2 separate regions of the Homo sapiens genome follow, and region 2 is linked to region 1. The links are chromatin loops, found by intact Hi-C in ENCODE. Cell type or tissue: psoas muscle. All regions are shown on one strand.

Region 1 (8,000 bases):
TTTTCCTGTGTGTATTGAATTCCCTCTGCCTCTCTTATTAGTGTGGGTATTTAGGGTCCATCTGGATAATCCATGATTATCCCTTCATCTCAAGAGCTTTAACTTAATCACATCTGCAAACACCCATTTTGCAAATAAGGTAATATTCACAGACAGGTTCTGGAGATTTGATTTGGATATCCAGGGGTGGGGGTGGGGGGTCATTTCTCAGCCTACCACACCTTCCTTCACACTGTTCTTCACAAACGAACCCAAGTTTGAAATAACTTGTTCATGTCACTCCTTTTTGCATCTTCAACAGAGCTGTTTATGGTTAGGCCCCTGCTTACTTCTCTAGCCTCATTGCTTGCTGTGCTACACCCACACTCCATCTTTCAACCATTCTAAATGAACTGTATATTTACAGTTTGTGTTAGTCCCTGTTTCCTCTCTTGCTTCTTGACCTTTCTTTGTACATTCTGTCCTCTTTGGCAGGAATAGTCAAATTTCCTTTGCTTACCTAACAGCTCTTTCAGATTTTAGCACGGGCATCCAGCAATTCCATTAAGTTTCCAAAATCTGTATCAGTTATACTTTCCCTATTACAATATCTCTTATTAATTGTGTTGTAATTGCCTGGTTTCTAGTCCTAATTTCATAGTCCCTGGTTGACTTCATAAGACTGTGAGGGCAACGTCTCTCTCTTTCTGTTATGTCATATCCCCATAATCTAGCACAGTCCCTGGCACAGAGTAAATATTTGTTGAACAAATAAATAATAGAAGGGAAAAGGATGGATTAGGGTTAAAATTGCTAAAATTTAGAGAATTAAAGTTGGTTTATGTTTTTGAATATATATAGAGGTTGAAAAAAAACTTAATCATTTTCTTGTTTAGGCTTATGGGATAAAAGCACAAAGGTCTGCTGATTTCTCACCAGCATTCTTATCTACTACCCTTTCTGCTTTGGACGAAGCCCTGCATGGTGGTGTGGCTTGTGGATCCCTCACAGAGGTAAAGGAAAAATTTTTCGTACCTTCTTCCATTGACCTATAACCTTCAGAGCTAGGGAAAAAGTTTAGTTAAAAAACATAAATTATTTCTGGAACGGTAATCTGAATTAAATTATAAGTACTTCAAGGATATGGTTCTCCACTCAGTACTTAGTGTGGTTGTTCTGCAAACAGAGGTGTTAAAAACAAAATCCTTGCTGACTGATTAAAATCTACTTAGGTTGCTGTTTCATTGAGTTAACTTAGAAAGTGATAAATATTGCTGGGTGTGTTTATATATGTGTTATATATATAATGCATACATATATGTTATATATACATACATGCATACATACATTTATATGTACACACGTCACATATATGTAATATATACACATATGTCATATATGTAATATGTATGCACATAAATAACATTATATATTTTATATATATGATTATATCATGCCTGTAATCCCAGCACTTTGAGCAACAAGGCAAGACCCTGTCTTTACCAAAAAAAAAATAAAAAAAACCCAGAAACCATTTAGCCATATGTGGTGGTGCATGCTTATGGTCCTAGCTACTCAGGAGGCTGACCTTGAGCCAGGGAGGTCAAGGCTAGAGTGAGCCATGGTCACACCACTGCATTCCAGCCTGGGTGACAGAGCAAGACCCTGTCTCAAAAAAAAGAAAGTGGTAAATATTATGAAATAATATTATGAAACAATTGGGGGAATTAAAAAAGGATCACTCCTTATAAATTAGGAAGGACAATTTGAAATTTTATTAACATATGGAAAAATTATAGTATTAAACTAAAGTGAGCTGTTTTTACTTTCTGTTATAGATAAAATTTCTTTTAGGAAGTGATAGGTTATTGGATTAGTTAATACTGTTGGATAACAAATTATCCCAAAACTAAGTGGCTTAAAACAATAAACTTTGGTTATTTCTTAGTTTCTTTGTGAGTGGCTTAGCTCAGCATTGTTGGTGAGGGATGCAGTCATCTGAAGCTTGGTAGGGGCTGTAGGATCTGTTTCTGAGGGGCCCACTTACATGACTGGCAAATGGGTGCTGGTGGTTGGCAGGAGGCCACAGTGCCTCACCAGGTAGGCTCTCCACAGGCTTCTTGAGTCTTATGACATGATGGCTGACTTCCCCCAGGTGAGTGGTCTTGAAGAAGGCAAGATGGAAGTGGTGATATCTTTGGCAACCTAGCTTTGGAAGTTACACACCACTACTTCTGCCACTTTTCGTCATTAGAAGTGAGTCATTAAGTCAAGCCTACATTTAAGGAAAGGGAAATTAGCCTCTTTTTTTTTTTTTTTTGAGACAGAGTCTTGCTCTGTTGCCCAGGCTGAAGTGCAGTGGCACAATCTTGGCTTACTGCAACCTCTGCCTCCCAGGTTCAAGTGAGTAGCTGGGATTGCAGGCATGTATCACCATGCCTGGCTAATTTTTTGTATTTTTACTAGAGATGGGGTTTCACCATGTTGTCCAGGCTGGTCTCAAACTCCTGGCCTCAGGTGATCCACCCACCTGGGCCTCCCAAAGTGCTGGGATTACAGGTGTGAGCCACTACACCTGGCCAACCTTTTGGAGGAAGAAGTGTCAGGAATTTGAGGACATTTTAAAACCACTGCAGTTATTTTCCTTGAAAACTGCTTACAATGTGGTGACTTCATAGACAATGTTTATCAATACACTCCTGAGGACTTCTTGCTTGAAAGTTCTAGGGGCATAAATACTTTCAGGAAACTTCTAAACAAGAACAGATTATTTTCTTACATTCTGATAGTCATAATTTAACTGTGGATTTTTTTTCCTTGGAGATAGGGACCCTGTTTTAGATACTATATTTTATTTCCTGTCTTCCAAGAGAGATTTAAAGATTTATATGAGCAACACCTAGCAGATGCCTATTAAATAGTTGGTAAATAAATGCGTGAATTAGTTATTAATAAAAATGCACACACACACATACACACACACACACGCACACACACACACATCCTCTTCTTTTGGAATATACTGCCACCAGGTGGTGCCAGAATCACATGATTTTACATAAACTTTTTGGGCTGAAGTTCCACTTGCTTAAACAAGGTTTATTACAGTGTGATCCACAGTCATAAACTTACTTATTTAAATAGCAAAAACATTGAACTTAAGGAAGATTAACTGGGAAATTCTTTTTACTTTTTAAGTTTTAGAATAATTTTTAATACTTTTTCACTTAGCTTTTATTAATTATTTTTTAAAATCCAAACAGAAGTTACAAGCCTTTTAGGTGTTTTGTTGTTATCTAATTGGCTGACTTGGAATAGGAATATAAATACTTTGACTCCTTAGTAGGGGCAAATTCTCTCCTTTCTGTTCTAGCTACAGGTAGCTTCTTCAATCTTTTTTGTTTTTTGTTTTTCAACTGAGTACAGGGAGTATATCAAATTATCCTCAAACAGAGTTTTTTTTGCTTTTATTACAATTTTTAATTGATACAATAATTGTATATATTTATGGGGTACAGTGTGATATTCTGATATGTGTGTGCAATGTATAATGATCAAATCAGGTAATTGGCATATCCATCACTTCAAGCATTTATCATTTTTTGTGTGTGTTCGGAACATCCAAAAGCCCCTCTTCTAGCTATTTGAAAATATATAATAAATTGTTGTAAATTATAGTTTACCTAAGGTGCTATAGAAAACTAAGACTTATTCCTCCTGTCTTGCTATAATTTTGTAACTGCTAACCAACCTTTGGCTGTCTCCCTCTAACCATCTCAGCCTCTAATAACCACTATTCTACTCTCCACTTCTATGAGATCAATTTTTTTAGCTTCTACATGTGAGTGAGAACATGCAAGGTTTGTCTTTCTGTGTCTGACATTTTACTCAACATAATGACCTTGAGTTCCATCCATGTTGTTAGAGATGACAGAATCTCATTCTTTTTTATGGCTGAAATAGTACTCCATTGCATGTATGTACCACATATTTATCCATTTGTCTGCTGATGGACACTTAGGTTGATTCCATCTCTTGGGTACTGTGAATAGTGCTGCAATAAAAATGGGAGCGTAGATTGACATACTGATTTCATACTGTGTATCATACATGCGCATGCACATACACACATGTGGAGGTAAGAGAGAGCTAGCAAAACGATAAAGTAAATTGGGCAAAATGTTAACGGTGGGTGGATGTGGGAAAAGAATGCATATATATATTCTGTATTGTTTTTATTTATTTTTAATTTATTTTTATTTTAAATTAAAAAAAAAGATACATGGTCTAGCTGTGTCACCTAGGCTGGAGTGCAGTGGCACAACCATAGCTCACTGCAGCTTCAAACTCCTGGGCTGAAATGATCCTCCTTCCTCAGCCTCCCAAGTAGCTAGGACTACAGGTGTGCACCACCATGCCTGGCTAATTTTTTAAAATGTTTTGTAGAGATGAGGGCTTGCTATGTTGCCCAGACTGGTCTTGAACTCCTGACCTCAAGTGATCCTTTCTGCCCTGGCCTCCCAACGTGTTGGGATTACAGGTGTGAGCTACTGCGCCTGGCCTTCTGTTTTTATTAATACCATTTTCCTGTAAGTTTAAAATTATTTCTAGATAAAAAAGTAAAAAAAAAAAAACCTGTGATGTTTGCTGTAAGTAGATATCCTTGATCAGAAATAAAGAACTTTCCTCCATTTCCTAGCTAAAATACTAATTTGGTGTTACATTTTATCAAAAACTTTTTTTTCTGCATTGATTGAAATGATTGTATTATTTTTCATCTTTGGTCTAATAGCATGGTGAGAAACATTTAATAGATTTTTCTGATGTTAAACTACTATTGCATTTTTGGGACAAGTTCAACTTGGTCATGATATATTATCTTTTTTTATAAACTGTTGGATTCAGTTTGCTAATATTTAAGATTTTTCAATATTTAGGATGGATATTCAGCTGTAATTTTCCTTTTAGTAGTGTCTTTGTCTGAATTAGTATTTATCTTATACTAGTTTGGTAGAATGGATTATGGAATATCTCTTTTTTTAATATTCTGCAATAGTTTGCCTATGATGGGAATTATTTGTTCCTTGAAGATTTGGTAGAACTTGTCTGAAAAATTGTCTGATCTTGATATTTTTCCTTCTGAGAAGATTTTTTAAAAATTCAATTCCTTTAATGATTATAGGACTACTCAGATTTTCTATTTCTTCTTGATTAGTTACAGTGAATGAGATTTTTAGGAATTTGTCCATTTTCTTTATGTTTTCAAATTTATTATAATAAAGTTATTCATTACAATCTTCCAGCTCTTAAATCTGGTTTTACATGTGGTTTTTGTCCCCCTTTCCATTTCTGATATTACTTACTTTGTTTTATTTCTCCCTCTCTTTTAAAAAAAATCTTGTCAGAAGTTTGAGTATGTATGTCATCATTTTAAAGAACTCTGCATTTTGTTGTTCTTTGTTGGTCTTCTCTATTATTTCTTCATCTTCTACCTCCTTTATTTCTGCCATTTTCTTATTATCTCCTTTTATTTAATTTTTTTGTGGGGTTATTCTTTGCTTCTAACTTCTTAAATTAGATATTTAATCTATTAATTTTCAGTTTTTCTTTTTACTCTGACCTTTTAAGACTGAATTTTTCTTGAAGCATTCTATTTTGAGATATAGTATTTCCATTTTCATTCTGTTCTAGAAGTATTTAAACATTCCCATCACAATTGCTTCTTTGACTCATGTATCATTTGGAATTTTAAAATATCTAAATTACTTAATTAAAAAAATTTATTTTAATTACATTATTAATCTAATTGCATTTTTGTCAGATAACTTTGCATGATATTGATTTTTTGAAGTTCCCTGAGACATCTTTTAAGGTTAAATATGTGATGAACTTTGATAAATGTTGCACGTGTGCTTGAAAAGAATGATTATTCTCTAATAATTGGGTGCCCTATTTTATTTTAGGTTCAGGGGGTATATGTACAGGTTTGTTACATTGGTATATTGCGTGATGCTGAGGTTTGGGGTACGATTTATACCATCTCTCAGCTACTGAACATAGTCCCCAATAAGTAGTTTTTTTAGCCTTTTTCCCTGCTCCCTTCTTCCTCCTTCTAATAATCTCCAGTGTTGATTGTTCCCATCTTTGTGTCCATGTATACCCAATGTTTAGCTCCCACTTATAAGTGAGAACATGCAGTCTTTGGTTTTCTGTTCCTGTGTTAATTCACTTAGGATAATGACCAAGAGCTGCATCCATGTTGCTGCAAAGGACATGATTTTGTTCTTTTTATGGCTGTGTAGTAGTCCATGGTATATATTTACCACATTTTCTTTATCTACTCTACCATGGATGGGCACTTAGGTTGATTCCATGTCTTTGCTATTGTGGATACTGTGGCAGTGAACATACGAGTGCATATGTCTTTTTGGTAGAGTGATTTATTTTCCTTTGGGTATATATCCAGCAATGAGATTGCTGGCTCAAATGGTAGCTCTGTTTTAAGTTCTTTGGGAGATCTCCAAACTCCTTTGCACAGTGATTGAACTAATTTATATTTCCACCTACAGTGTATAAGCATTCCATTTTCTCTGCACCCTTTCCAGCATCTATTATTTTTTGACTTTTTTTTTTTTTTTGGGACAGAGTCTCATTCTGTTGCCCAGCCCGGAGGGCAGTGGCACTTTTGGCTCACTGCAACCTCTGCCTCCCAGGTTCAAGTGATTCTCGTGCCTCAGCCTCCTGAGTAGCTGGGATTACAGGTGTGTGCTACCATGCCCAGCTAATTTTATTTTTTAGTAGAGATGGGGTTTCACCATGTTGGCCAGGCTGGTCTCAAACTCCTGGCCTCAAGTGATCCGCCCACCTCAGCCTCCCAAATTGCTGAGATTATAGGCATGAGCCACTGTGCCTGGCCATTTTGACTTCTTAATAATAGCCATTCTGGCTGGTGTGAGATGGTATCTCATTGTGGTTTTGATTTGCATTTCTCTAATGATTAGGGATGTTGAGCATTTTATATTTGATGGCCACATGTATGTCTTCTTTTGAGAAGTGTCTGTTCATGTCCTTTACCCACTTTTAATGGGGTCATTTTTTGCTTGTTGATTTGTTTAAGTTCCTTATAGAATCTGGATATTAGACCTTTGTCACATGCCTAGTTTGTGAATATTTTCTCCTATTCTGTAGGGCGTCCATTTATTCTGTTGATAGTTTCTTTTGCTGTGCAGAAGCTCTTTAGTTAGGTACCACTTGTCAATTTTTGTTTTTGTTACAATATTTTTGAGGTCTTAGCCATTAGTTCTTTGCCAAGGCTGATGTCCAGAATGGATTTTCCTTGGTTTTCTTCTAGGATTTTTATGGGTTGGGTCTTAGATTTAAATTGTTGATCCATCTTGAGTTAATTTTTGTAAATGGTAAAAGGTAGGGGTCCAGTTTAATTATTCTGCATATGGCTAGCTGGTAATCTCAGCAGCATTTATTGAATAGGAAGTCCTTTCCCCATTTTTTTATTTTCGTTGACTTTGTCAAAGATCAGAGGTTGTAAGTGTGTGGTTTCATTTCTGGGTTCTCTATTCTGTTCCATTGATCACTATGTCTGTTTTTGTACCAGTACCATGCCGTTTTGGTTGCTATAGTTTGAAGTCAGGTAGTGTGATGCCTCTAGCTTTGTTCTCTTTGCTTAGGATTCCCTTGGCTTTTCAGACTCTTAACTTCCCATATGAATGTTAGAATAGTTTTTTCTAATTCTGTGAAAAATGACATTGGTAATTTGAATCTGTACATTGCTTTGGGAAATATGCCATTTTAACGGTATTGATTCTTCAAATCCATGAGTATGGAATGTTTTTTCATTTGTTTGTATCATCTATGATTTCTTGTAGCAGTGTTTTGTAGTTCTCCTTCCAAAGATCGTTCACCTCCTTGGTTAGATGTATTCCTAGATATTTTATTTTTTTTGTGTAGCTATTGTAAATGGGATTGTATTCTTGACTTGGCTCTCAGCTGGAATGTTATTGGTG
Region 2 (8,000 bases), 1.0 Mb after region 1:
AACAAGTGTTGCTGAAAATGTGGAGAAATTGGAACCTTTGTTCAACGTTGTTGGGAATGCAAAATGATGCATTTACTGTTTCTCAAAAAATTAAAAATAGAATTACTATATGATCCAGTAATTTCATTTCTGGGTATATACCCAAAAGAATTGAAAGAAGGGTCTCAGATATTTGTACACCATGTTTATAGCATTATTATTTGCAATAGCTAAAATGTGGAGGTAACCCAAATGTCCATCACTGGATGAATGGATAAGCATAATGTGGTATATACATGTAACAGAATATTATTTAGCCTTGGCCAGGCGCAGCAGCTCACGCCTGTAATTCCAGCACTTCGGGAGGCCAAGGCAGGTGGATCATTTGAGGTCAGGAGTTTGAGACCAGCCTGACCAACATGGAGAAACCCCACTTCTACTAAAAATACAAAGTTAGCCAGGCGTGGTGGCTCATGCCTGTAATCCCAGCTACTCGGGAGCTGAGGCAGGAGAATCTCTTGAATCTGGGAGGTAGAGGTTGCAGTGAGCCAAGATTGTGCCATTGCACTCCAGCCTGAGCAACAAGAGCAAAACTCCATCTCAAAAAAAAGAAAAGAAAAAAAACAGAATATTATTTAGCCTTGAAAATTAAAAAAAAAAAACCCTCTGACATGCCACAACATGAATGAGCCTTGAGGACATTTTGCTACCTGAAATAGGCCAGTCACAGAAGGACAAATAATGCGTGAGTCTGTGAAGTACCTAGAGTAGTCAAAACCATGGAAACAGAAAGTAGAATGTTGGTTTCCAGGGCCAGGACATGGAGGTATGGGGAATTATTGGTTAGTGAGTATAGAGTTTCAGTTTTACAAGATAAAAAGTGTTCTAGAGACAGATGGTGGTGATTGGTTGCACAACATTATGAATGCACTTAATACCACTAAACTGTGCACTTAAAAAATGATGAAGATGAGGCGGGCATGGTGGCCTCATCTTAACCTGTGATCCCAACAGTCTGAGAGGCTGAGGCAAGAGGATCAGTTGAGCTGGGAGTTCAAGACCAGCCTGGGCAACATAGGGAGACCCTGCCTCTACAAAAATAAAAATAAAGATAATTAGCCAGGTGTGGTGGTGCATACCTGTGTCCCAGCTGCTCAGCTACTTGGGAGGCTGGGCAGGAGGACTGCTTGAGCCCTAGAGGTCAAGGCTGCAGTGAGCCATGATCGTACCACTGCACTCCAGCCTGGGCAACAGAGTGTGATCCTGTTTCAAAAAAAAAAAAAAAGAAAAAAAAGAAAATGGTTAAGTTGGTACGTTTTATGTTATGTGTATATTACTGCAATTTTTTAAATGGAAAAAATAAGATCATCAGCATCATTAGTCATCAGGGAAATAAAACCACAATGAAATATCCTGTACACCCACAGGAATGGCTAAAATTAAAATACCTGACAAAACTGGAACTTTCACACATTGTTGGTGTTACAGACTGATTGTTTGTGTCCCTCCAAAATTCTTATCTTGAAACCTCCCGTGTGACAGTATTTGGTGATAGGACCATTAAAGTTAAGATTAAGGTTAAATAAAGTAATAAAGGCTGGGCCCTGATTCAATAGGATTAATGTCCTTATAAGAAAAGACACTAAAGAGCACCCTCTCTCTCTCTCTCTTTCTCTCTCTGTCTCCACTCACACACTTAAAAAAAAGGTCATGTAAGCACACGGCAAGATGGCAGGGGCCTTCTTGGCTAGAAGAAAGCCCTCACTCTGGCACCCTGACCTCGGGCTTCCTGCCTCCAGAACTGTGAGAAAATAAATGTCTGTTGTTTAAGCCATTCTGCCTATGGTATTTTGTTATGGCAGCTTGAGCTGATTAATACAGTTGGTAAAAGCATAAAACGGTACAGCCACTCTGGAATAGGGCTAGTGGTTTCTTATAAAACTAAACATAACCTACCCTATGACCTAGCACTCCCACTTCTAGGTATTTATCCAAGAGAAATATAAATGTATGTTCACAAAAAGACATACAGAAATTTTCCTAGCAGCCTAATTACAATAACCAAAAATCAGAAACAGCATAGTGGATAAACAAACTGTGACATACCTATACAACGGAAGAGCACACAGCAATAAAAAGGGACAGATGACTGATACAGTGACACAGATGTGTCTAAAAACATTATGCTGCATAAATGAAGGGTTACACAGCAGTACCTATCATACAGTTCCATGGGTACGGAATTCTAAAACTGGCAAAGTAATTTATATTGCAGAAAATAAGTCAAAACAACTGCTGCCTCTAGGGACTGGAGCAGGGATCGATTAGGAAGAGGTATGAGGGAACTTTCTGGGTGGCTGGTCAGGTTTTATGTCTTGACTGGAGTCCAAGTTTACATTGGTAGATGCACTTGTTAAAACTTAGAGGTACAGTTCATGTATATATTTCATTGTATATAGGTTTTACCTCAAAGGGAAAAATTATAACAAATATTGAATCCTGGGCAGTAACTTGCACGTGGAACTATTTCAGGGACATGTACTGATTGGTCCCCATCCCTCTGTAGCCTTCTCTCTGCTGCTCCCACTGTGGCACCAGCATCGTTCACTCCCATGAGTTATGGCTGATAGCTGTGCTTCTCAAACTCCCCCAAGCAAACAAATCACCTGAACAGCTTGAAAAGTTGCAGATTCTGGGTGAGTAGACCTGGGCTGGGGTCCAAGATTCTGCACTTCTAACAAGCACCCAGGAGCAGCTGCTGCTGGTGAGTCTTTGGACCACACTTTGAGTAGTGAGGACTTAGAATCTCACCCTCCTACCTCTTCACCTTTGTTCCCACGAGTTCTTTCTTTTCCAGCTTGAATTGCTTTTCCCATCCCGCGCATTTGTCTTGGCTGTGCCTATCCATATCCCACCTTTTCTAATCCCTCCTTTTCCAGCAGATGACAACTGATATTAATGATCATGATGAATGACAACAACAACAATCACTTGTGAGACCTTACTAGCTGCCAGGGACTATGCTGCATGCTTCAAAAGGATTATTGTGTTTAATCCTCTTAACAGCCCTATGAGGTCAATACTAATATTGCTCCCAGTTTACAGATGAAGAAACTGAGGTATAGGGAGGTTAAGTATTTGCCCAAGGTCATATAGGCTCAGCCATCTGGATGCTTCCCTTGGCTCCAGTTGCTGACAACCTTATGGTAACAGTCTTTGTGTGTGTGTGTGTGTGTGTGTGTGTGTGTGTGTGTGTGCACTTGTACACTGGCACATTTTCACTTTCCACCAAGATTACACTGTCCCTGAGGGTAGAGACAAAATAATTCTCTTTCTCTCTTCCCTTTGTCTTTATCTCCCTGCCTCTTTCTCTCTATCTCTCTCCCTCTCTTCCCAACTACAGCCTTTGCCAAAGCAAGGCCTCTTCTTCAAAATAGGACACACCCCTCCCAGCCTCATCTGTGACCAGGGCACAGGGTGCCACTCTCCCCTCCCACAGGCTCAGGCTGGGCATCCCCCAGCTCGAAGCTCCCTGCTCTTGCCCTGTGACCCCCAGTAGCCACTCTCTTCCCTTGCCCTGGTTCAGCTGATCCCTATTCCCCGATGGCTCCTTCCAGTCTAGTCTCCCCATCCCAGGGAGTCTGGAGTCTGGGCAGTGGCCTGGACCCCTTGAGAAAGTTGCCCTACTCCCTCCCCAAACACACCTCAACAACCCCCTTAGATCCTGGTCACTGCTATTTCCTGCCCACCCCCCTCCGCCCCCCGTCCTGCAGGCTCTGTGAGGGCAGGGACCAGGCCTGTCTTGTCACAGCTGTGTCACCAGTGCCTGGCATTTAGTCACAGTAGGTGGGTGAAGGAGGGGCTCTCCCAGCCTGGCCTGGGCTGGGCAGAGCATCTTCAGCCCACCCAAGTAATCTTGCACCCATTCGGTCTCTGTTACCCTCCCGCCTAAGCCCAGAAGCCCACAGGCCCGGGACTTGCTGTCCTCAGACCTAGGATACTTCCCACTCCAAGCCCCAAATCCTACCCTGCCGTTCCCAGCCCTTCTCCAGCACCCCTCCCTCTTCACAAAGGCTGCTTGGCGGTTTCTCTCCGCCCTCCCCAAGACTGCTCTTGGGAGGGTATGTTGCTTTCCCAGACAAGCTCAGCGATGCAATTTCTCCTCCTAAGAGGTTAGGCTAATTGCTCTTCCCAGAAGAAAATCCTCAGAGGTTTTCCTTGTGGTGGACTGGAAGGTTTGAAAATTATATGTTCAGGGCAACATCGGGTTACTATATTAAATCCAGTTTCACGGATCGCGGCCACGGGGAGCACAAGCGCCACCTGCTGGCCCACAGCGAGATTCCAAGAGAGGACGAGACCTGAGCACAACCAGCTCAAGACGCACAGTCCCCGGTCACCGTCAATCAAGTGTCCGGTCCTCCATTTCGCTTTGGTTTTTCTCATTGTTGGAGTTTTTTTTTTTATTGATACATCATAGTTATACATATTTTGGGGGTGTCTGTGATTTTTTAAATTTAATTTATTTCTTATTCTGTTTCTTCCCCCCACCCCTCTTCTTTTGGGACAGGATCCCCATCTGTGGCCCAAGCTGGTCTCAAACTCCCGGCCTCAAGCTATTCTCCCACCTCAGCCTCCCAAAGTACTGGGGTCACAGGCGTGATCCCCACGCCCAGCCTCAGGTGATATTTTTATTACATGTGTACAACATGTAAAGAGAAAATCAGACACCCATCACCCCAAACATTTATATCTACTTTGTGTCAGAAACATTATAAGTCTTCTAGCTATTTTGAAATATACAATACATTATTGTTAACTATAATTCCCCTGCAGTAGTATCAACTACTAGATCTTATTCCCTCTGTCTAGCTGTATGTTTGTACCCATTAGCCAACCTCTCTTCATCTTCCCCAGCCCCCTTCCCAGCCTCTGTTAACTATCATTCAACCCTCTAGCTCCATGAGATCCACTTTTGTTTTTAGCTTCCACATGACTGAAAATATGTGGCATTTGTCTTTCTGTGCCTGGCTTATTTCACATAACATGATGACCTCCATTCCACCCATGTTGCTGCAAATGACAGGATTTTATCATTTTTTATAGCTAAATAATATTCCATTGTGTATATACGTCACATTTTCTTTCTTTATTCATCCATTGATGGACACTTATGTTGATCTGTATCTTGGCCATCAGGAATAGTGCTGCAGTAAACAGGAGGGCAAATATCTCTTCAATATACTTATTCCCTTTCTTTTGGATATACGTGTGTGTGTGTGTGTGTGTGTGTGTGTGTGTGTGTGTATCCAGCAGGTTTTTCTCATTTTAAAAACTCCATAGAAATAGTGATGTCTAATGTACTAACTCTTACATATGTAAATTGTGTGGTTTCCAGGGATACAGAGACTTAACAAATAGCAGACATGGCTGGGCGCAGTGGTTTACGCCTGTAATCCCAGAACTTTAGGAAGCCGAGGCAGGTGGATCTACCTGAGATCAGGAGTTCGACACCAGCCTGGCCAACATGGTGAAACCCTGTCTCTACTAAAAATACAAAAATTACCTGGGCGTGGTGGCAGGCACCTGTAATCTCAGCAATTCAGGAGGCTGAGGCAGGAGAATCGCTTGAACCCAGGAGGCGGAGGTTGCAGTGAGCCGAGATCACGCCATTGCACTCCAGCCTGTGTGGCAAGGGCAAAACTCCGTCTAAAAAAAAAAAAAGACATATACTTTATAAACATTAGGAAAAAAATTTGTGTTTGTATACACACACATACATACATACAAATGCACAAAGATACCTCTACCACTTCTTCTCTTCTTATCATTATTATTCTTTTTTTTTTTTCTTTTAAGACAGTGTCAGGCCAGGCGCCGTGGCTCATGCCTGTAATCCCAGCACTTTGGGAGACCAAGGCGGGTGGATCACGAGATCAGGAGATCGAAACCATGGTGAAACCCTGTCTCTACTAAAAATACAAAAAAATTAGCCAGGCGCAGTGGCGGGCGCCTGTAGTCCCAGCTACTCGGGAGGCTGAGGCAGGAGAATGGTGTGAACCCAGGAGGTAGAGCTTGCAGTGAGCCCAGATCGCGCCACTGCACTCCAGCCTGGGTGACAGAGCGAGACTCCATCTCAAAAAAAAAAAAGACAGTGTCTTATTCTGTCACCCAGGCTGGAATGCAGTGGTACAATCTTGGTTCACTGGTGCCTTCACCTCCTTGGCTCAAGGAATTCTCCTGCCTCAGCCTCTTGAGTAGCTGGAACTACAGGTGTGTGCCATGACATCTGGCTAAGTTTTTAAAAAAATTTTTTTAGGGATGGGGGTCTCACTATGTCACCCAGGCTGGTCTTGAACTCTTGACCTCAAGCAGTCCTCCCACCTTAGCCTCCCAAAGTGGTGGTATTACAGGCATGAGCCACCATGCCTGGCCTCTCTGTCACTTCTTACATCAAATTTGGTTATGCAGTTTTTATCCTATTAGATTGTTTTAAAGTCCTAGTTGAACAAATGGTTTTTTTCAAACACTAATGTAGGAATGTTAATTAGAAGTAATTTTAAGTCTTTTAAATTATAAAAGCACATATTCATTAATGCAGCAATTCCTTCACTGGTAACGAACCCTACAGATACATTCATGTTCATGGGTGTAAAGATGTATGTACAGGGATTCCTCTGAAGCCCAGTTAATAGTAGCAAAAAAACTGGGACTCACCAGTAGGGCACTAGTTAGATAAAGGATGGTGCATCCATGTGATGGAAAACCAGCAAACCACTGAAAACGATGACAGAGATCCATACTCACTTATGCGGAACCATCTCCAAGAGGCAGTGTTGAGTGAGAAAGCACCATGGGAGTGTCTGGACTGTGGTGATGGTTGCACAACTGTATAAATTAACCTTGAAAATCACTGAACTGAATTGGGTATGGCAACTCACATCTGTAATCTCAGCACTTTGGGAGGCTGAGGCAGGCAGACTGCTTGAGCCCAGGAGTTCGAGACCAGCCTGGGAAACATAGTGAAACCCCATCTCTACAAAAATTACAAAAGTAGCCAGGCGTGGTGGTGCATGGCTGTAGTCCCAGGTACTAGGGAGGCTGAGGTGGGAGGATTGCTTGAACCCGGGAGGTCGAGGCTGCAGTGAGCTGAGGTCGTGCCACCGCATTTGAGCCTGGGCAACAGAGTTGAGACCTCATCTCACACACAAATCACTGAACTATACTCTTTAAATGAGGGGATTTTATAGTATGTGAATTATACATTAATAAAACGTTTTTAAAAGATCATAAAAAAGTATGTAACTTATTCTCTTCTATAAAACTAAATTAAAAATACACACATAGGTTGGTATATGCATGGTAACATTCTGGTGATTATTTCTTGGGGAGGGGAAAGGTTTATTACATACACTGTACAATATATATTTTTTTTACCGTAGCAGGTACACTTGTTCAATAATTTTTAATAGTTGCATTTATCCTTTCATAGAATATCCATTACAATAGTTTCCACAGCAGTAATTGACCAGGGATTTAAGTAGAATAAGAAATGCCTTTAATATTTTAACAACTTGAAGAAACGAGGAATTTTTTCTTCACCAAAAGGCATAGGTTTTACACACAAGGAACTTATGTCTTTATAAATCTAATTTAAAGAAAACATTTCTTCCATGATGATAAGACCTAGAATAGACACACAAATGGTGGAGTTTTTTACTGCTGATAAAAATAATAACTGTTTGTTATAGAAATTTTAAAAGAGAAAAATATAAAAAGAAGAAAACAACAATCACCTATACCCCACCCGATTACAGCAACTGCAGACATGTTGGTGTATTTTCGGCCAGTTACTATGTGTACACAATTTTCTGTTTTACAATGTTATGAACCCACTACAAATGATTATGTATTTTCTTTTTTTTCCATCAATTCCCATATCATGCAAATTTTCCCATGTTCTTAAAATGTTATTCAAGAACATGATAGTACATCCTATGGTCATTTTACTTACTTATTTA

What was found. A loop is a pair of places that touch in the nucleus more often than their neighbours do. Peaks named below come from ENCODE experiments on the same cell type or tissue, not always from the same donor. Only the 100,000 strongest peaks of a DNase experiment are listed, where the experiment ranks them.
Region 2: it touches region 1 in a loop (3-fold over the local background); 31 of 110 quality-filtered maps call a loop at or near these places.

Annotation. Positions count from the first base shown.
Region 1 is chr14:67,834,205-67,842,204 of GRCh38, forward strand. It overlaps RAD51B (RAD51 paralog B), which reads left to right. Exons shown (of 11, transcript NM_133510.4): 4 at 876-992. Among named protein-coding and RNA genes, the nearest start is that of RAD51B, 18 kb to the left of the region's middle. In psoas muscle, a CTCF peak has its summit at 3,011 (motif pointing right); no DNase peak of the experiment used is centred here.
Region 2 is chr14:68,839,831-68,847,830 of GRCh38, forward strand. No RefSeq gene overlaps it. Among named protein-coding and RNA genes, the nearest start is that of ZFP36L1, 51 kb to the left of the region's middle. RefSeq lists an enhancer at 3,770-4,282. In psoas muscle, a CTCF peak has its summit at 4,303 (motif pointing left); a DNase peak (open chromatin) is centred at 4,311; H3K4me3 peaks cover 893 bases; H3K27ac peaks cover 339 bases.